Linked DNA regions of Mus musculus: all the other regions are linked to region 2. The links are chromatin loops, found by intact Hi-C in ENCODE. Cell type or tissue: left cerebral cortex. All regions are shown on one strand. Region 1 overlaps Car10 (carbonic anhydrase 10). Region 2 has its middle 46 kb from the start of Gm35148. Region 3 holds the start of Gm35148 (a long non-coding RNA gene).

Region 1 (8,000 bases), 200 kb after region 2:
AGAACCTGGCTCAGGAGTTTGTTCTTTTAACATAATTACATTATGAGTAGGTTCTGGACCCCTTAAACAATTGAAACTGCTTCTCCTTCTCTGACTTTGAAACTTTCAGCAATATGACACCCTTAGTCACCGTGAAGCCACCCCAGGGACTATATGGTATAAGGCTTTATCCTCTTGCAGTTGTTTCTTAGGGGCTTATGGATTTGCTATTTTAGATGAAACTGAACTTGAAGGAGACATGACTTGTTAAGCACTCAGGACTGGGACTATCAGTGCTTGTAGCAGATGCACACCAAAGGCGTGACTGAGAAGACCTGCCTCACCTACACTTGGGCTTCAGTCTCCATCATGGAGGAAGGAGGGAGTAAGTCCTGATCTTCAGCTTGTCACGGTCCTCACTTGTTCAATGTGCACGTATGTCGGATGACTCACCTCTCACCTGCCTCTCAATGACGCAACAGGAACAGCGCTCCTCTTCTAAGGCAAGCTGAGGAACAATGCCAGGCTTGACTATACACTTCAATTGCCTGAAACGTGATACTTCATAACTAGCAGCACATACCAGTTCCAAGGCCATTAAATACACACAGTCTATCCACATGGACTGGCTCTAGAGAAGAAGCGGTGTTAAGCCAAGAGTCAAGAGGACATATTTTATTTTTCTCCTTGGGACAGTGTCTCCCTATGATGCTTAGCTTCGTCTTAACTCCCAGGCTTCAGTGAACCTCTTGCCTCATCTTCCTGGGTAAGTGAAGCAGTAGGCATGTGTCACTGTACTTGGTTGGCTAGGGACTGGAATGTGAATGATGTCTCTGCTACTCGTCAGTGGATGATGCTGATAAGTCAAAGCCCCATAAGATGTCAAGGTCTTTGTGTGGAAAATGTGGAGATTTTAGGAGCAAATTTTCATGGTTCAAAAAAAAAAAAAAAAAAAAAAAAAAAAAAAAAAAGCATGTCTCAGAGGAAGTATAGGATGTTGTCTACTGAGCATCCCTCAAAATAAATGGAATTGTGCTATATGTATCAAAGGTTCAGTAGGCAGCACACACATGTGGGATTGGACATGGGACTCATTGACATTGGCCTGGATTTTTCAGCAGAGGAGGCTAGGTCAGGAATCTGATTCAGTGATGTATTTGTGTAGGTCAAGAACAGTCCCCATCCTCCTGACTGTCAGTTGGTAGAGACCTTTCTTTGTCTTCTCCATTTGATGGTGACAGGCTCATATTAAAGCAAGAACAAACCAAACAGACTCTCCCAGTGCTGAGGACTGCCACCCAAGCCTTTCATCCCCTCAACACATACTTACTTGTGCTTGCTGTGTGCCAAGCAATGTGGGCATGCAGAGCTGAGAGAGGGAAAACCTGAAAAGCAGGAGGGGGCAGGGAGTACATATGTATAGCCCTGCCCCTGGGCATAGTGGAGTGAGAGGCAGTGTCAGAGACCAGAAGTTAAGGGTCATTAGGGTAGGGTGACTCCGGAGAAAAAGGCAGGGACAGTCCATATCCAGTCTTGAACATCCTGATGATAATAATTATCTTTAATGTAAGAACAATGGAAAGTTAACACTGCAAGTGTGTGTGTGTCTATATGTGTGTGTGTAAGGGATAGTGAGGAGGTATCAGGCTTACTTTTGGTATAGATCACTGAGCCAAAACCTACAGTGAGCATTCGAAGTGCCTTTACCTTCGAATATTCCTTTCTCACTATGGTGTCTAATGCTTTCAGAGATCACCTGGCTGACTCCTGGCAAACGTCCCTCCCTTCCCTTCCTAAGCTTGCTTATAAACCAGAGTCAGATCACCGAAATATAGTAGTACATCACATGCCATGAAGCTTGACAAGTTAAAAGTGATAAGGATATCTACCAAAGTATTATTATTTTTTAATGAATTTTTAAAATTATTATTATTCTTTAATCTTTTTTTTTTTTTACAGTCCAGCCATTATTCACTTCTTGGTCCACCCTCTGACTGCTCCTCATCCCATTCTTCCTCCCCCATCTCCAAGAGGATGTCCCCTAGGTTTGTAACACATCCTTGGACTCCAGTTTTAGTCTTTGCTGATCTGCCAAAGTATTTTAATAATCAAAGAGATCCCATTAGTATTGATTTTTGAGGCAGGGTCTCATGTGGCCCGGGCTGGTTTTGAACTTACTTTATAGCTGATGATAACTTTGGACTTCTGATTCTCCTGCCCTTACCTCCCAAGTGCTGGGGTTACAGGTATAGACCACCACCTGTAGGGATTAAATCCAGGGCTTTGTATATGAAGATGAGCTACTCTATCAAGTGAACTGAATCTCCAGCTCATAATTTATTTAGTGACATTTTTCTTAATAAAAACATAACACACAGATTTGGGGAAATGGGAGATGCCCAACCAAGCTTCTGAAAAACAAATGGGAAATTATTAGCTCGTTCCAAGAAATGTGATGTGGATCATCCAATTATTGGAAAACAAATGTCAAAACTCATCAAGAAAACCCTCCTAGTCACATGGACAAGCCCAAGAGCGTTAATGCAGAAAGCAGGGGTCAATCCAGGGATGGCCACATGAATCAGGGTCTGTGAGAGCGTTAGAAATGAAACCAAAGGCTGGAGGACACCAGGGTGTGTGACAAAATACTGAAGAGGGCATGAGGCACATGGGAGGAGGAGGGGATTTTGAGTTCTGACAAATGCACTTATGGGCTAATAATCCCAGCCAGTGAACAGTGTGTGACTGTCCCATGTACTATAAGGCCTTTGATTGTATACCCTTCCTGATAACTGTCTACATTTGCCCCATCACAATTTCAATACCAAGTGATGTCCATAAAAATTCAAACCCTTGTAAGATGTAGGTATGTGTGTATATGTGTATGTGTGTGTGTGTTTGTGTGTGTGTGTGTGTATATGTGTATGTCTGTATGTGTGCGTGCATGTGTGAGTATGTGTGACCGTGTATATGTGTGTGGTTTTTGTGTGGGGTGTGATATGAGTCTGTGTGAGTGTATGTATGTGTGTGTAACTGAATGTGCATATATGTGGTTTATGTTTGTGAGCAAGTGCATGTGTGTTATGAGTATGTATATGAGACTGTGTGTGTAAGTGTGTGGTGTATGTGTGTGTATATGTGTGAGTGAATGTGTATGTGGTTTGTGTGTGTCTGTGTGTGTTATGAGTGTATGAGTATGTGTGTGTGTGATGTGTATTATCAGTGTATGTGTGGTTTGTGTGTATGTGTGTGTGTATGTGTGTGGTGTGATATTTGCATGTGTATGTGTCAGTGTGGTGGTGGTGGTGGTGTGTGTGTGTGGTGTATGTGTATGTGTGATTGTATGTGAGTTTGTGTGTGTGTGTGAGTGTGTGAGTGTATGTGTGATTGTATGTGTTTGTGTGTGTGTGTGTGAGTGTGTGTGTGTGGTGTTGTGCAGCAGGAACAGTTCATTAGTTTCCATATCTGTAGATTATAGGAACCACAGAGCTCTCAGGATGCACGTCTGTGCTCTGCATTTTCATATGGAGTCAAGCCAAATGGCCTTAGATGGGGGAGGTCCTTCCAGCTGCACCCCCTTGTATTCTGATTATCATCGATGCCTGCTCATTGCAGAGTGTGGCTAGTTTCAGTGAATTTTGTTTTGTTTGCCTCTAAGAGGTGAGTATGGGCTGACAGTGGTGAGAGGAGACAGAAGGCAAGAAAGCCAAATTATTTTCGCCATCCTTCAGGGAACTCCAGATGGTGCCCTTGTCTCAGGCTCCCAGAATACACCCTGGGAGAGGAGTGGAGATAGCATTTTGCTGACAGCATTTGGGAAGAGGCGTGTGGACAGTCTATATTAAGACTTCAGCATCCTTCCAAGCCTGTCTGTGAGCACGAAACAGCTCTGTGGTGTTACTTGGAAACCACTGGGCCTAATCTCTCTGGGGGAAGATCACAATGTGTTGTCTTTTCATCCTAGTCCTGTGATTGAGACCCAAGCATTCAGCAAGGGCTTTCCCCAAATGTCATGGCTCTGCCTTGGGACTACTGTCATTTACCAAGGAGAAGGCTGTTTCTACCAGAACAGGGTTGACCAGTGAATGGGTAGGGTCGGCAGCAAGGGTCTCTCTCCTTCCTATAGTCAGTATGGGGCGTTCCCAAGGTGGGAAGGCACTGTGTGGTTTTCACCCATAGAGAAGAAGCAACATTCCTTCTGAACCAAGCACTGTGTTGGGAAATGGCAGTCAACATGGGGAACCAGCCTTGGCCTCAAGCAGTTCTAGGCACTTGATGGATAAAACAGCTCATACTCGAGGGCCTTGTAATTATGAGGTTTCTTCAGAAACTCCCTCCTTAGACCCACACAATAACCCTGCTGAGAATTAGGCCAGAACGCTTTGAAGCATATACCAAACAAGAGAAGAAACAAAGGACCCATATTGACTTAGCTGTTAAACAGTGACTTCTAGACTTGAACACAAGTCTCCTCTTCCCAAGCACAGTCGCTTGGTAGCTTGAGACTTTGTTGCGATTGGCCTTTCATCTGATATGCCCCTCTCCACCCTGTATCCCCACATCTCATCTTCTACTTAGGGAAATTATAATGGATCCCAAGTCTTAAGAATTCCCCATGGGCTAGTGGGGTCCCAAATACTCTCCAGATGTCATCTCATCCATTTCTCACAACTGATGTTCAGGCAGACATCGTCCTTCCCATGACACAGGTGTGGATCCTGAAGCTAGGGAGGGGACATGGTTATGCATTTCTGATTTACCAGGGAATGCTGAGAATCTTTGGGTCATTCTAGACCACATTTCCTTTTCTTCCTGAATGTTTGGGACACCAGTCAAAATGTGTGAACTTTGAGGAGCCATTTCTCTTGCTAAGTGCTGGTGAAGAGATTGAAGGATCTCTGAGCTCTATTCTACCGTGCTTTTCTCTGGCTCTGTCCTGCCTATATTCCCCACAAGTCCCTGAGAACTGATTTCAGATCCACAGTGAAGCGTCATCATCATCATCATCATCATCTGCAGCAGCAGCAACAATGGCAACAACAACAACAACAACAACAACACTACCCAATATTATGGAGCCAGCTCTGTGAGCCAAGACTGGGCCAGTCACATCCCATAAACAATTTCACTTAATCCTCACAAAAGCCCATGTATGAGAACCTTATCACTACCTTTCATTTACAGAGAAGGAAACTGAGGCTGGGAGATGTTAAGTAAGGCATCTAAGTGACAGAGTTCCCTGAAGGATGGCGAAAATAATTTGGCTTTCTTGCCTTCTGTCTCCTCTCACCACTGTCAGCCCATACTCACCTCTTAGAGGCAAACAAAACAAAATTCCCTAGAACTAGCCACATCCTGCAATAAGCAGTCAGTGATGATAATCAGAATACAAGGGGTTGCAGCTGGAAGGATCTCCCTCATCTAAGGTCATTTGGCTTGACTCCATATGAATATTCAGGTCAAATGCCCGATGCATGGAACAAAGGGTTTAACTGTTAAGCAATATAGTCGCCCAATAACTGTAAATGCCCTGAGTCTTGGAACTATCAAGGGACTCAAGGCAGAGGCCAAAGACACACACCCACCCACTGTGGATGAGACCTCCTACATTAGAGGACTTTAGTTCATAACAGCTCTGTGGGACAAGCCACAGGCCCACTGTGCCCTCTCCTCAGCAACATCTGACAGGGGTCCTAGCCCAGGCTTCAGTGAACCTTCTGAGGCTTGGTATAAGGCTCAGTGGTGAGTGTTTTGTTTGGTTTGTCCAGGGTAGCTGCTACTCCATATGTGTACTAACTCTGCCTTGAAGCGCTGACCAGGAGCCAGCATCTTGTGTTTTCCAGATAATACCGTCTCCTTCCTATCTACAGGTCCGCCTGCCCTGAACTGGCCAGTTCCAAGTCTTCCACAGCTCTGCAACAACTTCTTTTTCCTTTACATGTTCTCACTCCTCTGATAGATACAGCCTATTGCGGGAGTGGGGCTCCGTGCTCCTCTCTGCGCATGCCTAGTTGTGTCATACATGTTGCTGGTCTTTACCAGTGATCACCAAAAGCTCCTTCTAAACTGCCATCTTCCCCAGGCTGGCTTTCTGGGTTGCTCTGCTGAGTTTATTCTTATCTTCCTTTCCAATTGAAAGTTGTAAGGATTATGCAAATTAATATACACAAACACTCATCGATTGGCTGTGCAGCAGGAACTCGAGGATCTAAAGTTACTCTTTGCCCCATATTTAGTAGTACCCCTCTCTCCAGATAAATTCTTTTAAAGTTTCTCATACATACACATTCACTGCTACCTGCCCCCCCCCCCAAGATGGCTTGATGCAGAGAACACGGGCTATGAGGTTCATTAGCTGTATGCTGTTTCAGTTAGTATTTGTAACAAATTGGGTGAGGGGCAGCTACCCTAAATCAAAGGAATGGGATTGCTAACACTTACTGAGTCCTGCACTACCTGTCAGACTATGTATTTGTCATTTTATAAACATTATCATATTTTACCCATATAATGAATACTGTCGAAGGCTTGATTATAACACTTAAAAATATTGACATACAATATTTATACATATTAATACGTGTGCAATATATTATATATACATATTAACATATATTATATATAATAATATACATATTAACATGTATGTATATATAATAAAATAGAATATGTGTATACACTGTATAATAACCTAATCAGGGTAATTAGCATCTCAAATGTTTTGATAATGGGAGGGTCTCAGTACATTGCCCAGGTTGATCTCGGACCCCTGAGCTCAAGGAACGTCCTGTTTCTGCTTCCCAAATGTTTCCTATAATAACATTTTCATCATCTCACTGTCTTGCTTTTTCGTTTTTCCTGGAAGTCAAAGAGCTAGCTCTGAGCTGAGAGCCCTGCTCCAGAGCTGAACTTTTAACTGGAAGCCCCAAAGAAAGAGAAATCTAGATTCCCTGCTTTCAGAGTTCCCTTCAGCCTTACAGGAAGGAAAGACTGGAAGAACTGGAGGACAAACAGGAAGAGAAAGAGCCATTCATTGTATGACACTCATGTCAGGGCTATCTGCCCAATTCTGCCTAGAAGAGCTGAACTGAAAAGAACTTCATTTGGCTGGATTCCTGGCCCTCCTTCCCTTCTCCCCCAATAGTTACAATAAATACTCCAATGTCTAGCTGCTTGGTGGTGGGGACTTCCAGAGCCCTTTGTAGGCTGGGAGACTTGGAAGGAGAATTACAACATCTGAGGCTATACTGGTTCAACCTTAGGCATGTCTCAGAGACAAAGACTTGGGACTCTCCTAGGCTCAGACAAAACACACCCCTCTCTTGGCCCCTCTGAGGTCCATAGTTTGACCTTAAAGGTCTGTGGAATAGGAAGGACACCAGAAAGAGACATTCTTTGCTTTTTCAGTCCTTGGATTAATTAATGGATTGAGCCAGGATGAGAACAGAACCAAACAACCCAAACCTTAGTTACAGCTCTGAGTCTCTTTGGTGTTCCTTTTCCTGTGCCACTGAATAAGGACCCATGATGCCAAGGCTAGTCCAAAGCAATCTCACGTGGTTGTACTGACCACTGGGGAGCAGGTCACTGTGCCTAAGGCTGGGAGACTTAGGGACACCCATGGCATTTTATACACCAAATCTTAGCCCACCCCAGGCCAGGTCAAACTACCTGTTCTGCAACTCTGAACTCAGATTGAACCTCCTCCTCCCCTTCCCCGATCCCCTCCCCTTTCCCCCTCCCCTTCCTTCCCCTCCCCTTTGACACTGCACTCTTATCCCAGATGTGTACATGTGACCTTACAAGTATACATCTTCCTTTGATCCCGCTAGTCATGAAGTCCTGTGGCTTTTACTATAGTAGCCGGTGGGTCTCACACCTGTCCCTCTGCTCGTTCCTGGCCTCCTTACTGCCAGTGCTACCACACTGATTCAGTTAATCTCATCTGTATTACTGTATAGCCTCCAACCTGGCTTCGTGGTCCCCTGAGCCTTTACCCTTCCATAACAACCACTGGGGTG
Region 2 (8,000 bases):
AAGTTTATTTTAATGAGGTCAGATAACAATTTTTTTCTCAGTAGCAATGTTCATTGACTTCTAGGGGTGAACTCTTACTGTTGACTCTACTGCTACTTCTCCAAGTATTGAGTACCTGTTTGTGGGGAATGGGGAGAGCTGATGTTGAAAACGATCAGCTTTGGTGTTGACCAGCAGCAGCCTGTGGTTGAGGAAGGGTTGGGCACATACATGTGCGTGTCATCGTTTGGCCAAGTTGTCCTTGTGAAAGCTGTCCTCTGCCGTCTCTCATCCAGCCACCAACAGAATGTCTACAGGTCCTGGTGTGGTTGCACTTAGTGTGCCAGCCTCTGTGCTATCTCTTGGGGAAGGTGATGGATGCCATCAGTCTCGTGGTAAGGATGTCAGTAGCAAAATTTAGAAAATACAATGGACTGAAGGAAGAGCTTTGCCTGACATGTACCTTGCTTACCAGAATGTCGAGGCAGAGACATGGATCGTGAAGCCTAGGAGGGGCTGAGAGGAGTTTTGGGAAGTTAGTGGCCAGACGTTTTCTAGTGTGCTAGCATCAGCTAAATGAAGAAGGATGTTGGAAAGATATGGATGATGAGCTTGGTTGAAAGCCGAGGTGATGGAAAATAAGGAAGTAGCAAATGAGAGCCTTGTCTGGGTTTTGGCTGGAAATGTGAGAGGTGGAGGAGGAGCTAGGGGGAGGTGCCAGGTGATGAGGGTCCTGACCGTTGTGCTGAGGGACCAGGGCTACCTTTAGTACAAGTGTTTGGCAAAGTTCCATCCCAGCTATCTTTACATCACAACCACCTGCAGTGGCGGTTAGAAATCCAGACATTCTGCACTGGAGCCTTCGAAGAAGACACCGAGAAACCTGCATTTTAAATAAGCCCTCAGGATATTCTGCTGGTGCCTGAAGTTGAGAAGGAGATAAAGAGCCATTGAAGAGTTTCTCGAGTGGCTGAATCTGTGCTTTAGACAAGTCTCCCTGCAGCGGAACATAGGGCAGGAAAGATAAAGAAAGGCAGGAGTCCACTTGGGAGCCACTTGAAATAATACCGTGGGTGGCTGAGGATGAGCTGACCACGGAAGAGTGAGGCAGGATGCAGAGACACTGCTACGGTGTCAGAAGCAGCGATCTGGGAGGGAACATTGAGACAGCTGTCTGAGAGCTAGCTAGCAGGATGTCTGCATATACAGAGCGTGTGGACAATGCCCGTGTGCTCATACAGAGAGTGAAAGACACTGTTCTCAGTTGTAAAAGGAAAGATGTTCGAATTTTATGAAGAAGTCATACTTAATATGACACTGAGTGATTTTAATTTAATTTAATTTTTGAACTAGGGGGATAGAGTCTTACGTTACCAGCCTAGCCTTGAATGTGGTTGAAGATGACTTTGAACTTCTAGTCCTCCTGCCTCTACTTCCCAAGTTCTGGGATTTCAGATGGGTGTCACCACCCATCTGGTTTTTTATGTACTATTGGGGCTCGAACCTGGGGCTTCATACATGCTGAGTCATATTTATAGCCTACACGGAGCAATTAAAAATTATTTTCAAGAACTTTTATTGCGTCCATGCATTTATTTATTTTGTGAGTGCATGCACGGGAGTGTGGATGTGTGTGTGTGTGTGTGTGTGTGTGTGTGTGTGTGTGTGTGTGTGTGTGTGTATGTATGGGCACATATGCCGTGGCAAAAGTTGGTTCTCTCTTTCTACTACGTGGGTTCCAAGGAGAGAATTCAGGACATCGGCATGAACCTGATGCCAGTGTTGAAGTGGTGGGACTTGAATTCTTTTTTACCTCAACCCAAATCTAGTTTTCTCCTAGGACTTCATTGCTAATAGATTGTGTTTAGCATTCCAGATACCTCCCCATATATGCACATACATAATTCTATGGATGCTCATAGTTTTATTCTATGTCCTCTTGCTTGCCTTTTGTAGATGCATGTGATCTGTGCATGAGTTACATATAACTGGAGCTGGGTGTGGTGGTGGCTCACACTTGTAATTGGCCTTCTGGCATCTGGGACAAAAGGTGCACGTTGCAGTGCCTGGATTGATTCGTTCTTTTTAAAGGGCTACATGGTCCTCTCCCAGCACTGGTTTCTCCTACCTCTCATGCAAAGGTTCTGAATTTAAACATAGACCTATTTCTCTGTAGGCTCCCGCTGACTCTCAAGCCAGGGGTTTCCTTCTTATTCTCCAGCCTTTGCACTCAGTGCAGGTTAACTTCCTCTTGGCAATCAGACACTCTCCCTCTCCCCCTCCCCCACTCTGTCTCTCTCTCTCTCTCTCTCTCTCTCTCTCCCTTATGTAGCCCCCAATGGCGGTGAATTTGTGATTCTCTTCCCTCAGCCTCTTGGATGCTGAGATTGGAGGTACCCACTTATGTTTCATGAGAACAAACAGATTGAGACCTGTACCTTATCCCTGAGGGAGGGAAGCCTCCATGGGGAAGGCTTTGTGGTTCCCACAAAAGGCAGGTTGATCTCTGCGCCCCCCCCCCGCCCCCGCCCCCGCCCCCCCCTCCCCCCCCCCCCCCGCCCGCCTGTGCCCCTGAAATCCTGAGCGTACTTCTTATTTTGGGAGCACACCTTCAAGCTGAGCATTCTCTCTCACTTACTGCTCAGTCTACTCACAGGAAGCACTGGAGAGGGTTCACTGGAAGAAAAAAAAAAGTACTTGAGAAAGGATTTGGAAAAACATGTTTCTCATTTCAGCTGTTGAAAGAGACATGAAGGTGACAGATTCGTCCCTAGTGCATCTCTTCCGGAGGACCTCTCAGAGGTGACTTGTAACCACACCGGCCAAGGCGATGATTTATTGGTTGCAAATAATTGGAAGGTCCTTGTGAACCATGGAACGAGGGTTGTCGTGCCACCACCGGCTTCTCCACCCACATGCTAATGGAAGAGCCGCGTGGGTTTGCCTAATTGAAACAGTCAGGGTGGAAACCGCTGAAAAACCTGCTGCTTCTATTTATTCTCTGGGTTTCTATGGAGAGAGGCGTGCTCCTATAGGCGATCCTTTAAAGTAGGATGCGCGAGGAAAACAGCCCCCTGGTGGTGAGGGAGGTACCTAGGCTCCGTGGAGTTAGTGGCTGGGTTTGCAGGAGTGTCCTGTGGTTATGTGAAGGGGAGGAGAAATGGACTTTACACTCAGTGGGTTGAAGGAACAGTCGTTTTAGTTATAAAATAACAAAAGCTTACACGAATTTAAAAAAAAGAGGGCCTGTTGTACTCTATTCACGGTCTTTCTCCTCAGGAAACACTGAGGTGGCAGAATGCTAATGCAGTCCTTCTTGTTTTCCTACTGGGGTACAGGGAGGTTAGAGGGGCTGCCTGAGGGCATCAAGGAGCAAGGGCAGGAAGACAGCAGACTGGCCATCGAAGGTCCTGGTTTAATTTATTATGGGATGATCAGTTTTCGACACTTTGACTGAGCTGACAGAAATGGGAGCAGAAGTCTCATGGTCAAGGGCTTCTCTCGAAGGGTTTCAGTGTCTCATATCCCACTGTGTGACATCATGGGCATCCTAGAAAATAGCCTGTGTACTCTTCTGGGTCAAGACCTAGCATGATTTTCCTCCCTCCTTCTCTTTCTTGGTCCCCTCCCCACTCTTTTCCCATGCAGCCCATACCGGCCTCAAAGGCACTATGAAACCAATGCTACCCTTGAATACTTTAATTCTCCTGTGCCTACCTTGTGAGTGTTGGGACGAGAGGCCTGCCCATCTGTGTTCCATTTCTTTCTTAACAGAGAGGAAGGCACAGGACTATTTTTGAGATGGATTTTCACTTTGTTGCCCAAGCTGGTCTTGGACTCTTGAGCTCAAGTGATCCTCTTGACCCAGGCTTCTACATGTCGAGATTAGAGGTGTGAACCATCATGCCTGACTCCAAAATGCATCTTAAAAGGAAGCTTTTGGCTGTCCTGAGATGGAGGGAGATATCTTTGAAGTGGTGTGATACACTGTAGCCAGGGGAGGGTTTTGTTGTTGTTGTTTTTTGTTTGTTTGTTTGTTTGTTTTTTAGGACAGGAGACAAGGTCCTGTCTAGAAGACTCAGGAGAGGCGAAAGGAGCACTAATTACTAGCACAAGGCCGAGCAGGCTTGGGTGTGGTGTGGATGGAGCAAGGCAGCTCTGATGTTGTGAATGGAGAGAAGATGTGTAGACTTCACCTACAGTGTTACTGGCTGCATGGCACAGGGACAAGATCGCATTCTGGAGGGGCCAAGAGAGTGTAATAGGGTGATAGCATGTTTTAAACACGTCCTTATCATGTCTGCAATGTTCATGGTGCATCTCAGTTTGCAAAGGCTTCAGTGTTTCATTTAATTAGAGGAAGAGGAATTCCGCCACAATTATTACTTGGGAGGTTCGCGCATGTCTCTGTGCACGGTTGCATTTTGGAAGAACTCTTCGACTCTGCTCAAGTTTGGGATGTAAATCCTCCCTAATTTTTGGGTTAGCTTATGTCCTTTCTTTTTTATTTAAAAAAAAACTTTGCTTTTTCACAATTTCATATGTACATAAAATGTACATATTTTGATCATAATCCTCTCATTATCTTTTTTTTTTATTCTCTTCTCCTCTCGCTGAAATTCTATATCCCAACAAGTTTCCCTCCTACTTTGTCTTTTTTTAATCTGCTCACCGCATTTGATTAGGGCTGCCTGCATAAGCAGGGGTGAGGGGTTACTTATTTGAGCAAGGGCGACTTACTTGCGACTAGACTACTGAGAAGACAACCCACTCTTCCCCGGCCACCATTAACTTGCCTGCAGCATCTGAGGGAGGGGTAGGTTACTGTGAACCCCTCCCCATCCATGATGGGATGCTGGTTCCCCTAGACGTGTGCAGGTCGGGTACCGCTAGCCACAGCTGCTGTGAGTCTGAAAGTTTAACTAACCCCCACCCCACACCTGGAAGTCTAGCCAAAGATCTTGAAACAGAATGGTAACAGGCATTTTCCTGTAAATGGCTCTGAGAGAAGTCTACAGAGAATAATTGGGGAGCAAGGGCTGTGCTCCCTTTTGGTGAGAGTGAGTACCTGAGAATGACCCTCGAAAGGGGAAACACTAACTCTCTGGCAAAGATACTCAATGGAGAGGCATTCTCCTACTGATGGCTTCTCTCCTGTCTAACCCTACTAGCCTTTCATTTGTATCTCTTTCCTGTAGGCATTCTGTGTTTGGAAGTCATACAAACCCATAGCTATTTCTTTTAGTAAAAGGATGAAGGATTTCCTTTGGCTCATCCATTCTCCCCTTATGCTTGAGCTGTAAGATTTGGATGAAGAGTGGAGAGGGTCATATGATCATAAGTGGCCAACTAGACTCACTGAATTCTTTGGTTCTAGGGAGTGACTCACTGGTAGATATGTGACTGGGATTTTGTTAGGGCTCTAGAGAAGGGCTCTCTTTCTCTCTCTTTCTCTCTCTCTCTCCTGTGGCTTTGAAAAGACACTGGGAAAATTAGAGGTCCTCACCACCATCATCTGCTTCACTTCCATGAGGGAAAAACTTTGAGGAAGAGACCAATCAATGTCTCACAACCTAGAGAAAGAAACTAGTTTTTTAAAATTTATTTTTCTCCATGTGTTTGTTTGTTTGTTTGTTTGTTTACTTTTTTCCTGGCCCCACTTGCTCTGGCCCTAATTGCTCCAGCCATATTTTATTTCATATAGGTGGGTATACTGTAGCTGACTTCAGACACAGTAGAAGACGGCATCAGATGCTTATTACAGATGGTTGTGAGCTACCATGTGGTTGCTGGGAATTGAACTTAGGACCTCTGGAAGAGCAGTCGGGTGCTCTTAACCACTGAGCCATCTCTCCATCCCCAAACTAGTTTTTTTTTTTTTTTACGTCACCAATTGAGCCCCTGCATCAAGCTTTCCTACCGTTTCCCAGTAGGAAACAGATGTGTTTTCAGACTTTGCTGAGGGGATGTAAAAGAGTGGTCTGTTCACTCCAAACAGGGAAAGGAGATTGTTCCACTGACTCACGACAGCTATACTGCAGAGAATCCCCCCCCCCCCCCCCAGTCAAGTTTTTACCTTTATATAGTTTCGGTCATGTTCAGCTGGGGCAGGAAGGAGTGCTGATTGAAATCTCAGAGGAAGGTCTTGTGAAGATTTTGTGACCCTCTCTCTACTTCTTCAAGAGGGAATGTTAACAGCCTCATTACCATAGACTTAGCTCTCTGCTGTCTAGCTCTGTTCATCTTGTTGCCGTGACTGTGGGCAAAGGTCTCTGCTTCAGGACGGGGTTGATCATATATTAAACCTAAAGGAAACAGCTGTTCTACAAGATGGAACACTCAGAAGGCACACTTGAGGAAGGAATAATGGCATTGTTCACAGAGGGGGAAAGGGATGAGATCATATAGGGAAGCACCTACTGACCAGCAGCAGTGGGAACCTATTAGCATCCTCAGACCCTCAGGGGGAGAGAGCCCTGCTACTAGAGACAGACAGGAGTCCAGCTGTGGGAGAGGTCTGTTGGCCATCCTGGAAGGTGGGCAGTCGGGTTTAAGGCAGGGAGGGAAAGGAATGGGCTTGCAGGAAGCCAATACTCTTACTGTTCCCTTTGCTTCGTTTCCCATCCTCTGCTGGCATGGATGGACAGCACTAAAGCTAGAGATGGAGGCCAGTCTGTTGGCTGTGAGGCAGGGTAGAAAATCTGAGGTGGAAGAGAAAAAACAGCAGAGAGATGCTCTTGAGTTCTTTTAGAATTGCCAGTTTAGAGAGCCAACGGTGCTCCTTTTTTTTTTTTTTTTTTTTTTTTGGTATAAGCCAGCACTGGGTTGTTGTTCAGTTTCATGCTGCCAGACTCCTGTGTGATACACATGTCTTACTAGCTAGCTCTTGTTATCTTTACTGGTTATGTCATCTTCCTGACTAAGTGTGAGTTCTTTGAGAGTCAAGACTCATTTTATATTTCTGTCTTCTCAGTAGATTGTCTGTCATGTTTCTGGCAGGTGCCTAAGAAATACTGTTGAATTACACCGAATCCTAGGCAAAAGGAGAGGCTGGTGTGGGGATGAAAGGCTTGGTTGCACTAGGGTGCTTGGTTGCAAGGTGGTGGCCTTCCTGAGCCATTTAACGCTGTTGGCTGCAAGGAAGGCTTGAGTTCCTGGAAAAGGAGCTGGGGCAAATGTGTGGGTATAGGCTTAGACGTTTCCGAATCTGCTTTAATTAGGGTTCTCAAACACTTCAACAACCTCCTTCTAGCCCACCTCCAAAGGTGGGGAGAACAGATGGCAAATAGGAGGACAAGGGGATGTGAATCTGTGTAGAAGTAGTTTTTTGGGGGGACTCCAATTTTCATTGGACAGGATACCAGCAGTCCAGTTCAGTAGTGTCAGGATACCAACAGTCCAATTCAAAAGTTTAACCAACCATGATCAGCAATGGCAGTACAACCCAGCTGAAACCACCAGTACTCCACTGAATTGGCCTGAGTCAGAGAGAGGGAAAGATCAGAACCAGACAGGACTCCAGAAGTTCTTTGCCTTACCTTTCTCAACGGGGTGAAGATCAGCAAAGACTCAAGACCAATGAATTTCGTTGAGTCTTATTTATAGTCTCTCCAAACATCACGTGCCCTCACATGGGTCTTGCCTCAGCAAAACACCACGTGAATCTGTCTCAGCAAAACATCATGTGAGTCTACATCACATGACACAACCAGAAACTTCCACTTCATGTGGGAAGTTGGGAGGGGAGGCAACCACCATGGGCACCGATGGGTAGGGTCGCCAAGGTGAGATTTATCAGGGGAAAATGAGGCACATGTTCAGCAGAAAAACCTAGGACGGAAACTTGGGGTTAAAAGCACTATTATGAAGCAAGCTTTGGTGGTATGTGTCTGCAATAGTAGTACTTGGGAGACTGAGGCAGGAGGATTGTTGTGAGTTTCAGGCCAGCCTGAGCTACACAATGGGTTCCAGGAAAGTCTGGGTTCATGAGTGCGAGCCGTCACTAAGACACACGGACTCCA
Region 3 (8,000 bases), 49 kb before region 2:
TTGTTTGTTTGTTTTTCTGACAGGGTCTCTCACTTGGAGAAACTGGCTGGCCAATGAGCTCCAGGAATCCTCTTGCCTCTCTGCCCTTCCTCCCAATCCCCAGTGTCTGAGTTTCAGATGTGTGCCGCTGTGTTGACTTTTAAGTGGGTGTTGGGGAATTGAACTCTGGACCTCATGCTTATATAGCAAGCACTTGACTTACTGAGCCATCTGCCTAGCATTAATATTTTTAGAAAAAGATTTGTTCTATTTTGTGCATATATGCATGAGTATGTTCATGTGAATGTTGTCCTTGTAGAGGTGTGTGTGTGTGTGTGTTCCCCTGAAGCAGGAGTTACAGGAAGCTGTGAGCCTGTGTGTGACATATGTGCTGGTAACCAAACTCTCTTAACCCATAAGCCATCTTTCCAGTCCTCCCATCCCTTTTCATTTTGTCTTGATATAGCATCTAACTCTATACACCAGCTTGGCTTGAAATTTAGTGTCTAGCCAAGGCTACCTTCCAATTTGTGGTCATCCTCCTGCCTTAGTCTCCAGAGTACTGAGATTACAGGCATGGGTCACTTTGCAGGCTTCTCAACAAATTCTTGTCCTAATAAAATAAAATAAAATAAAATAAAATAAAATAAAATAAGGGACCTTTAGGTAGAAGGAACAGTTGACCAAAGGTGTGGGCTTATCCCGAGGAAGAGTGGTGGCCAGGCTCTTACATGCTACGCTAGGAGCCCTAGACTCCCTTCTTCTCGGAGTGCCTCAGGAGTGTGTTAGCCGAGAAACCAGCCAAGGCTGGCTTTGTTTTAGAGGGGTTAGTCACTTCAAAGAAAGACTTGAAGAAAATCAGATTGAATAGAAGTTATTTGATCAAAGAGCTACTCGTGAATTGGACAGCACTCAGAACCAGAAGCAACTTAGAACTCTGCCCAACAGTGTGCGCGGAGAGCTTTTATAAGCTAATTGCCAAAGTACATTAGAGAGTGAGTCTGATTGGCTACGACAGGGCCTTGTCTGAGCAATTGGCTGTCCTCGACTGGGTAACGCTTGGCTGTTTGTAATTGACTGAAACTTGTCTATTTGTTGCGAACCAGGTACTCCTAAGCTAGGATTCATTCTGTTTATGTATGAGTGCAGGTTATGGCTTGTTCCGTTAGAAGGACGCAGGCTAATGACCTGTATAAGTTCAGGCTTTGGAGGATGCGCTGACCACAGCCTGTAGTGGGAGGGAACCACTCTCTCATCCACTCTTGCAGTGTGTGCTTCCTGGATGATCTGCAGTGATGGGTTTGAAGCAAGGCTATTCTTTGGAAAAAACTGGGTTGCCTTTTTAGAGTCAAAGGACCAACTGAGCAACTGGCTGACCCAACTGCCATCTTACCTACTGACCCCCCTCAGTTTTCTGAGGATTCTAGATGGACAAGGGTCTAATGCTACTTTCTGCTTATTATAGGATATAGACATTCTAAAGCAAACTTTAGACTTCCTAATTTCTGTCTGGCATTTCTTGGCTAGAGTAAATGAAGGTTGGGGCTAGATGTGAGATTTTCTTGAAGGGTTTTGGAAGGAACAAACAAGTGGCTTAATTGCCTCATGTTTGCTGTGAGTGCTCCAAGGAACTTTGGTCAGATTCCTGAAACTGGAGTCTACACTCCAGCTCACATGCATACCAGCAGAATGCCTCTGGTTAAGTATCTGACTTCCTAAGTCTCAGTTTACCTCCCTGCAAAATGAGGATGATAGCACCTATGTAGAAGATGAGGTGACAAGTCCATTTGAGGTACATCCTGTGAGCACGGACAAGGGAGGAAGTGCTTTCTTGTGGACCATAACGTCTGTTGGTAGTAGCAAGAATTCTTCCTGACTGGCTTCTCAGTGTGGGCATCGGCTGGGAGTGGCTCTCTGGATCTGGCCTTTCTATTCTACCTACTACTGTTGACCATTTTGTTTGGTATGTGTCATTCAGTATCTACAGGTGACAGAGGAGAAAGAGGAGCTGGGGCAGTGTGATGTGAAAGCTAACACTATTTCCCAAGAGTGATCTGCCCTCAACTGGATGAGTTTTTCTTTTCGTTCGACGCCTTTCTGGTTGGCAGTTAGCATCCTTGTTCCTCCTGAGTGGAGACTGTGAGAACTATCACAGCTGGAAGTGGGCTCCTTGGCAATGTTCTGGTGGCAAGGGAAAAACAGACAGAAAGTCAGAACCATTCAGGAGACACACTGCCGATCACCTGGGAATCCACAAGATCCTCCCACTCAACCCTGTATCTCTACAACTATCGATTCCTTCTTCCTATTCTCATGAATACTAGTTATACATCCTCTATCTAAACGTGCCTATTCACCCATTCATCATCACAGTGTGATGAACACACATGGGAATGTACATGGGGAACAAAGGGTTCCCATGTACCAGGCACTACGCAGTCTTTACAGATGAATTCATCTTCATGACATCACAAGAAGTGTGGTTTATTCTGTATTATCGTTGCCCGTATTTAGCCTGCATTATTTTTGTCTCTCTTCTCTCTCTCTGTTTCCAAGATTAAAAAACCCCAGATACATGGAGTTTTACCTTGTCTCAGATGAAGTAGGAAGTGAAGAGCCTGAAGGAGCCCTACTGTCACACCACCAGAGCCAACATTGCTTCTCAGCTTGTGGGTAACACAGAGAGACTTGTACCCTGCTATTGGAGTGACTAAGCACTCGTGCTGACTGGCTCAGAGTTCCCATATTTGGGGGTGATTTGTGGCTGATTTAAAGGTTTCAATGGTGTTTTAATTTTTAAACAACTCACATGCATCATTTTTTATAATGAAATAAAAGCGTTATTTGCACATAACCGCCGAAGCATATAATTTGCACCATGCAAAACAGCGAGCAGGAACTTTTAATTACTTTATCTTTTTGGTGGGCAAAGAAAAGAGCTCCGAGAAACAGTGGAAGGAAGGAAGGGATTAGACTTTGGCCGCCATCTCCTGGCACGCTTCAAAGGCCAGTCGTTTGCTGGAGTTCTTTGGATGTGTTCTGGTACTTCTGATGTGTTGTGGGGTTCTAATTTGCCTACTGGAGATGCCTGCTGCTTTGTCCCATCACTGCCACAAGATGGCAGTCATACCACAATGATGAATCAGCCCCCACCCTCCAAGAGGAATGTTGAGCATCTTCCCTGAAGGAAGACACACAGAGACAAAACGACGCAGCAGTTTCCATGGAAAGATGAGAGCCACAGTGCCACGGCAGTGGGTTATCTGTGATCTATGAAGTTCTTTATCCTGTGACTCGTGTAGGTTTGTTTTGCTGCATGGGGAATAAAATGATATTGGCTTTTGAGGTACAAAGGCCACAAGGTGAATCTAGGAGGCAGAGGCAGGCGGATTTCTGAGTTCCAGGCCAGCCTGGTCTATAGAGTGAGTTCCAGGACAGCCAGGGCTACACAGAGAAACCCTCCCTGCCTTGGGGGTTGGTGTTGTGGTTGGGGAGAAGAATAAGGCTTGGCCCTGGTTGGGCTGTTGTGGTGAAACTAGATAGGCGAAGGATGAATGGGGTGGAACACCAGGGCTCCCTGACTGCACTTCCAACCCCCACGATGCTCAGTGGGGGAGTGAGGGAAATTACTCCTGTGTCAGTTCTCACTGTCTGCTGGAATAGATGAAGTGTCAACTGCCATGGTGGAACACCATAGTTCATCTGCTCCCTCTCTAATCTAATACTTGCACTGGAGGATCTGACACAGCAAGAAGAAAGCTCTTTTCCATAGGGCACTAACTCATGTACAACACTTTAGAGTCTCCTCTATTTTTTTTTTTCCTAACTCACAGATTGGGAGAACCCTGAGAGAGAACACAGAAGTAGAAGCACACATGCGAGGTTTGCTGAGCAAGGCTCACTCTGTTCTACTGGCCAGACATGAGCGGCATGGCCTCACCTAACCCCATAGGAGGCTGGGAAATGTAGTTTAGTATGTGGCCAGGAGAGTAAGAAAATGGCCTTTGTGTAATGACTACATAGTCTCTGCTTCTAGACTCATCATTTCAGTCAACTATGGAGCTTGTCCTGAAGAAATAATCAGATTTGCGTGTACATCTGTGTGCCTGCACGAAGGTCTTCATTGCTGTTATTACAAAAGCCAGTATTTAGAATAAGATGTTTAGTGATAATGGATTAAAGATGGTATGGTCTATTTGAATAAAGGCATACTATACAGCTACCAAAAGTTGTGTGGTAAAAAAGTGTTGGGGCTCCACAGTCATCACGTGCCTTCATAAGTCACTATTGTTGCTTAATTAAGTCGTCACTGTACTTTATTAAGTCACCATGGTGTTTTATTACATCATCATGGTGCTCTATTGAGTCCTCATTCTTGTTTTATTAAGTCATCATGCTCTATTAAGTCCCCGGGATGCTTTATGAAGTCACTACTGTGCTTTATTGAGTCATCATTGTCTTTTATTAAGTCATCGCGGTGCTTTAGTAAGTCAGTGTGACGCTTTATTAAGTTACCATGGTGTTTTATTAAGTCACCATTGTACTTTATTAAGGCATCTAGTATTTTTTATTATTTATTAAGGTGATATATTAATTGTAATCACAGGCACTTCCAGGGTTTATGTGAACCTAGAAAAAAAGAATACAGAGGCATTATCTGTTTTCATTTAAATATTCTACCACCTAGGATCATGCACAACATGTTTATTTTGAATATAACCCCATGAAGTAGTCTCTCTGTATTTCTAGGAACACATTTCCCCAAAAGCAAAGTCTCTGATTGAATTATACCGCAGGCTCTGTTGGTGACTGTTTAATTCATGTCTTATCTCCCCGGCTCAATGTCTGACTCCTACCCTGAACCACAGCATCACAGGGCAACGGCTATGCTAGGCATCTTTACCTGTTCCATACACAGTGTGGAATCCAGAGTGGGTACTTGGTAAATATTTATTAACTCAAGTTGAATTGAGTCCAATAATGTCAAATGTAAGAAGAAGAATGAGAAAAGCAAGCAAGCAAGCAAGCAAGCAAGCACACACACACACACACGCCCGCGCACGCACGCGCACACACACAGAGTCTGTGTGAGAAGTTCACATAGGCCATTGAAAAGACTGTAAGAGAACACCTCAGCACGATAGGATCCTGTCATGCTCTTTTATTCAAAATTTCCCCAATCTTCCATTCCTTCTCCAGTGAATCATTTGCATAATCATTTGCAGCTATCATGTGCAGTCAAGATTAAAAGAAAAAGTCATACTTAAGTGAGGTTGCTGTAGGGACTAGAAAATGATTCTGATCCTGTGCCTTGGGGAATGAATTTGAGAAAAGGGTGGTCCCTGGTGGTGATGGACAGGATGGACCAACTGCTGCATTCGCCAGTGCCCAGACCCTTGTCTGAGAATGGGGACAGACTGGATGTGAGGGGCTCAGGGATCTAGCAGGGAGGGTTTCTGATAATGCTCACAGGGCGTAAACACATCGCTTCTCCATTCCAACAGGTGTCGGGTAGCCATTCCCTCTCAATGAAAACATTTCCTCTGAAGGAAGGAGGGTGGTTCAGGAGACACAGGAAGCTGGGAGGGTGTGGTGGTGTATACCTTTAATCCCAGCACTAGGGAGGCCAAGGCAGGCAAAGATTAGATTGAGGATAGCCTAGTCTACACTAGCAAGGTCCAGGACATCTAAGGCTACATAGTAATACTCCATCTCAAAATACACACACACAACACACGCACTCATGCACACCACTGCTACCACCACCACCACCACCACCACCACCACCACCACCACCACCACCACCCACCACCACCACCACCACCACAACAACAACTCAAAAGAACAAAAAAGATACAAGAAGCTCAGAAAGTTATAGCCTCAGGAGCCTTTTCTCTAAGGCATAGCAGCAGTGAGCAATTGCTGTTTTCTCTAAACAGCACTGAGAGGGCCTTTGATCACAAGAGAGGAAGGGGTCCACATGACTCCTCAGTGGAGCTGCTCGCCAGCTGGGCTGGGGGTGGGGTGGGGTTCAGGGATATCGTTTTTTTATTAGAAGGATTGAGGTTTTGGCTGCTACTGCAGCAGCAATCATTTCTGCTCCCGTGAATAACCCTTTCCCCAGGTTGACCAAGTTATACTTGGCTAGAGTAACTTCTTTGCCTAGTTGATGTTGGTGTCCTGTTTGGGGAGGCAGGATAGCTGAAGCACAGGCTGGGCAAGAGACTCTTGAATTCTTTTGGGAGCTTCTCCACCCTTCGTTAAGACTTGGTAATCCTAAACTGTAAGACACTGGTTAAATTCAACTTTTAGATGACCAGCAGGTAATAATCTTAGGATAACTGGGCCACACAAGCCTGCACTGTACGTAACACTAGCACAGGCAAGGACTTGGCTTTGGTGAATTACTTGGTGACTAATGGAACTACGTAGTCTGAACCCTAGGGCTTAGACTCTGCTGCCAGCCTGACCATAGAGCTCTCCTACCCAGGGCTGTTCTGCTAGTCTTAGAATGGTTTCTGAAGAATGTTTCTCCTGAAGAAGCCTGCCCAGGGTAGATCAGACCCTTCAGATTCATGTAGGTGTCTTATCAGGGCCTTTCTATCCTGGATAGGATCCTACTTTTCCTGGCTAACTCTGCTCTTGCTACTCTCTCCCCCAAGCTTGTCCTGTCTTGTGCTGTTCTGTTTTTGAGATTGTATTTTACACTATTGGCCTAGACTTCGATATGTAGCCCAGCTGGCCTCAAACTCATGACAATCTTCCTGTCCCAGCCCCCTGAGTGATGGGACTACAGGCATGTGCCACCACACCTGACTTCTCTAGGTTTGTCTCTCTCCTCAGGTCCTCAACAAGGTCACTGGTCCCCAGCCTCTTCCTGGTAATACATTTTCTAGACGTTAAAAAAAAATGTGCGGAAGCTATTCTGCCTTGAGTTGGGGAATAGCAAGCGATCTAGGGAGATAAGAGGATCATGGAGCAGGAAGGAAGAGACAATGGAGTCTGGGAAGCTAGGGCTGGAGGGGCAGGCTGAGCCTGGAGCCTTCATGGTGGGAGGCAGAAGCGTTTAAATCCACAGGCAAACAGAAGTGGAGGACAGGATTATCTCCCAGGGAATGAGGCGAACAGGTTCCGGAATGGAACACAAAGGGCTGGCATTGGTTCCAGCAGATGACACCCTCGATAGTCACAGGGTGAGTCCGCCTGCGGGAGCTGCCAAGAGCCCGGTATAATCAGAGGGAGCCCCATTCTCTCGTCCTCTGCTGCTCCCGCTGAAATCCAAATGCTTCCTCTGTGCAGAGTGTTGGTTTTGAAAAGCACGTTTTCACCGAAGGTTGCTGCATAAATTGTTCGTGAATGTGGAATTTCCTAGTTTTCAAAACACTAGGTCGAATCGAATGATATGGCATGGCCAACGAACGTCTCGCTGCTTTGGGCTTATAAAACAGGAATACGGCACACACACTGAGAGACAAGGTACACAGACACACAGTGCTGTATGCAGACTCTGTTATAAGGGGCTGGAGACCTGTTCTACTGTGGCCAGCCTTGTCAAAGACAACAGCTGGGGGCTGAGCTGGGGCGAGAGCATCTTCTGGAATTTCAGAATTTTAAAAACCGAACTGAAGACGTTCCCACTGTCTCCTCCTTGCTTAGTACTTTATTCTAGAGTCTTCTCTATGCCTCTTTGCTCCAGAAGACTCCTCCCCAAGCCTTGGTGTCACTCTAAGCACCCTTGGCACACCCCAGAAAGCCAGGGCAGAGTCCTGCTGGGGTCAAGTTCTCTGCTGCAAAATACAAATTAGTTCTGAAAACATCAGCCATGTTGAATCAGTTTGAATAAATATTACCATTGTCATCTTATATAAAAGCTATAACCATTGATAGGACATGCAAACCTTCTGATTGTCAATAGCCCTCTTGGAGTCAATGCTTTTTAACCATTGTTTGATGTTCAGGCCCCTGTGTCTTGTTTTCACTTCTGTTGCTGTGGTGAAATACCCAGATAAAAGCAACTTAGG

Evidence for each region. Peaks named below come from ENCODE experiments on the same cell type or tissue, not always from the same donor. Only the 100,000 strongest peaks of a DNase experiment are listed, where the experiment ranks them.
Region 1: it touches region 2 in a loop (3-fold over the local background); 2 of 42 quality-filtered maps call a loop at or near these places.
Region 3: a loop joins it to region 2, with 4 times the contacts of the local background. A loop is called at or near these places in 3 of 42 quality-filtered maps.

The regions. Positions count from the first base shown.
Region 1 is chr11:93,561,732-93,569,731 of GRCm38, reverse strand. The region is part of intron 5 of Car10 (carbonic anhydrase 10); the gene reads right to left. Among named protein-coding and RNA genes, the nearest start is that of Gm24856, 150 kb to the right of the region's middle. In left cerebral cortex, a CTCF peak has its summit at 3,797; DNase peaks (open chromatin) are centred at 382 and 3,797; H3K27ac peaks cover 3,557 bases.
Region 2 is chr11:93,758,303-93,766,302 of GRCm38, reverse strand. No RefSeq gene overlaps it. Among named protein-coding and RNA genes, the nearest start is that of Gm35148, 46 kb to the left of the region's middle. In left cerebral cortex, a CTCF peak has its summit at 3,053 (motif pointing left); DNase peaks (open chromatin) are centred at 1,097, 2,965 and 6,873; H3K4me3 peaks cover 342 bases; H3K27ac peaks cover 243 bases.
Region 3 is chr11:93,807,788-93,815,787 of GRCm38, reverse strand. Gm35148 (a long non-coding RNA gene) reads left to right here and starts at 7,433. Exons shown (of 4, transcript XR_388958.2): 1 at 7,433-7,455. In left cerebral cortex, a CTCF peak has its summit at 3,083 (motif pointing right); DNase peaks (open chromatin) are centred at 2,674, 3,103 and 7,186.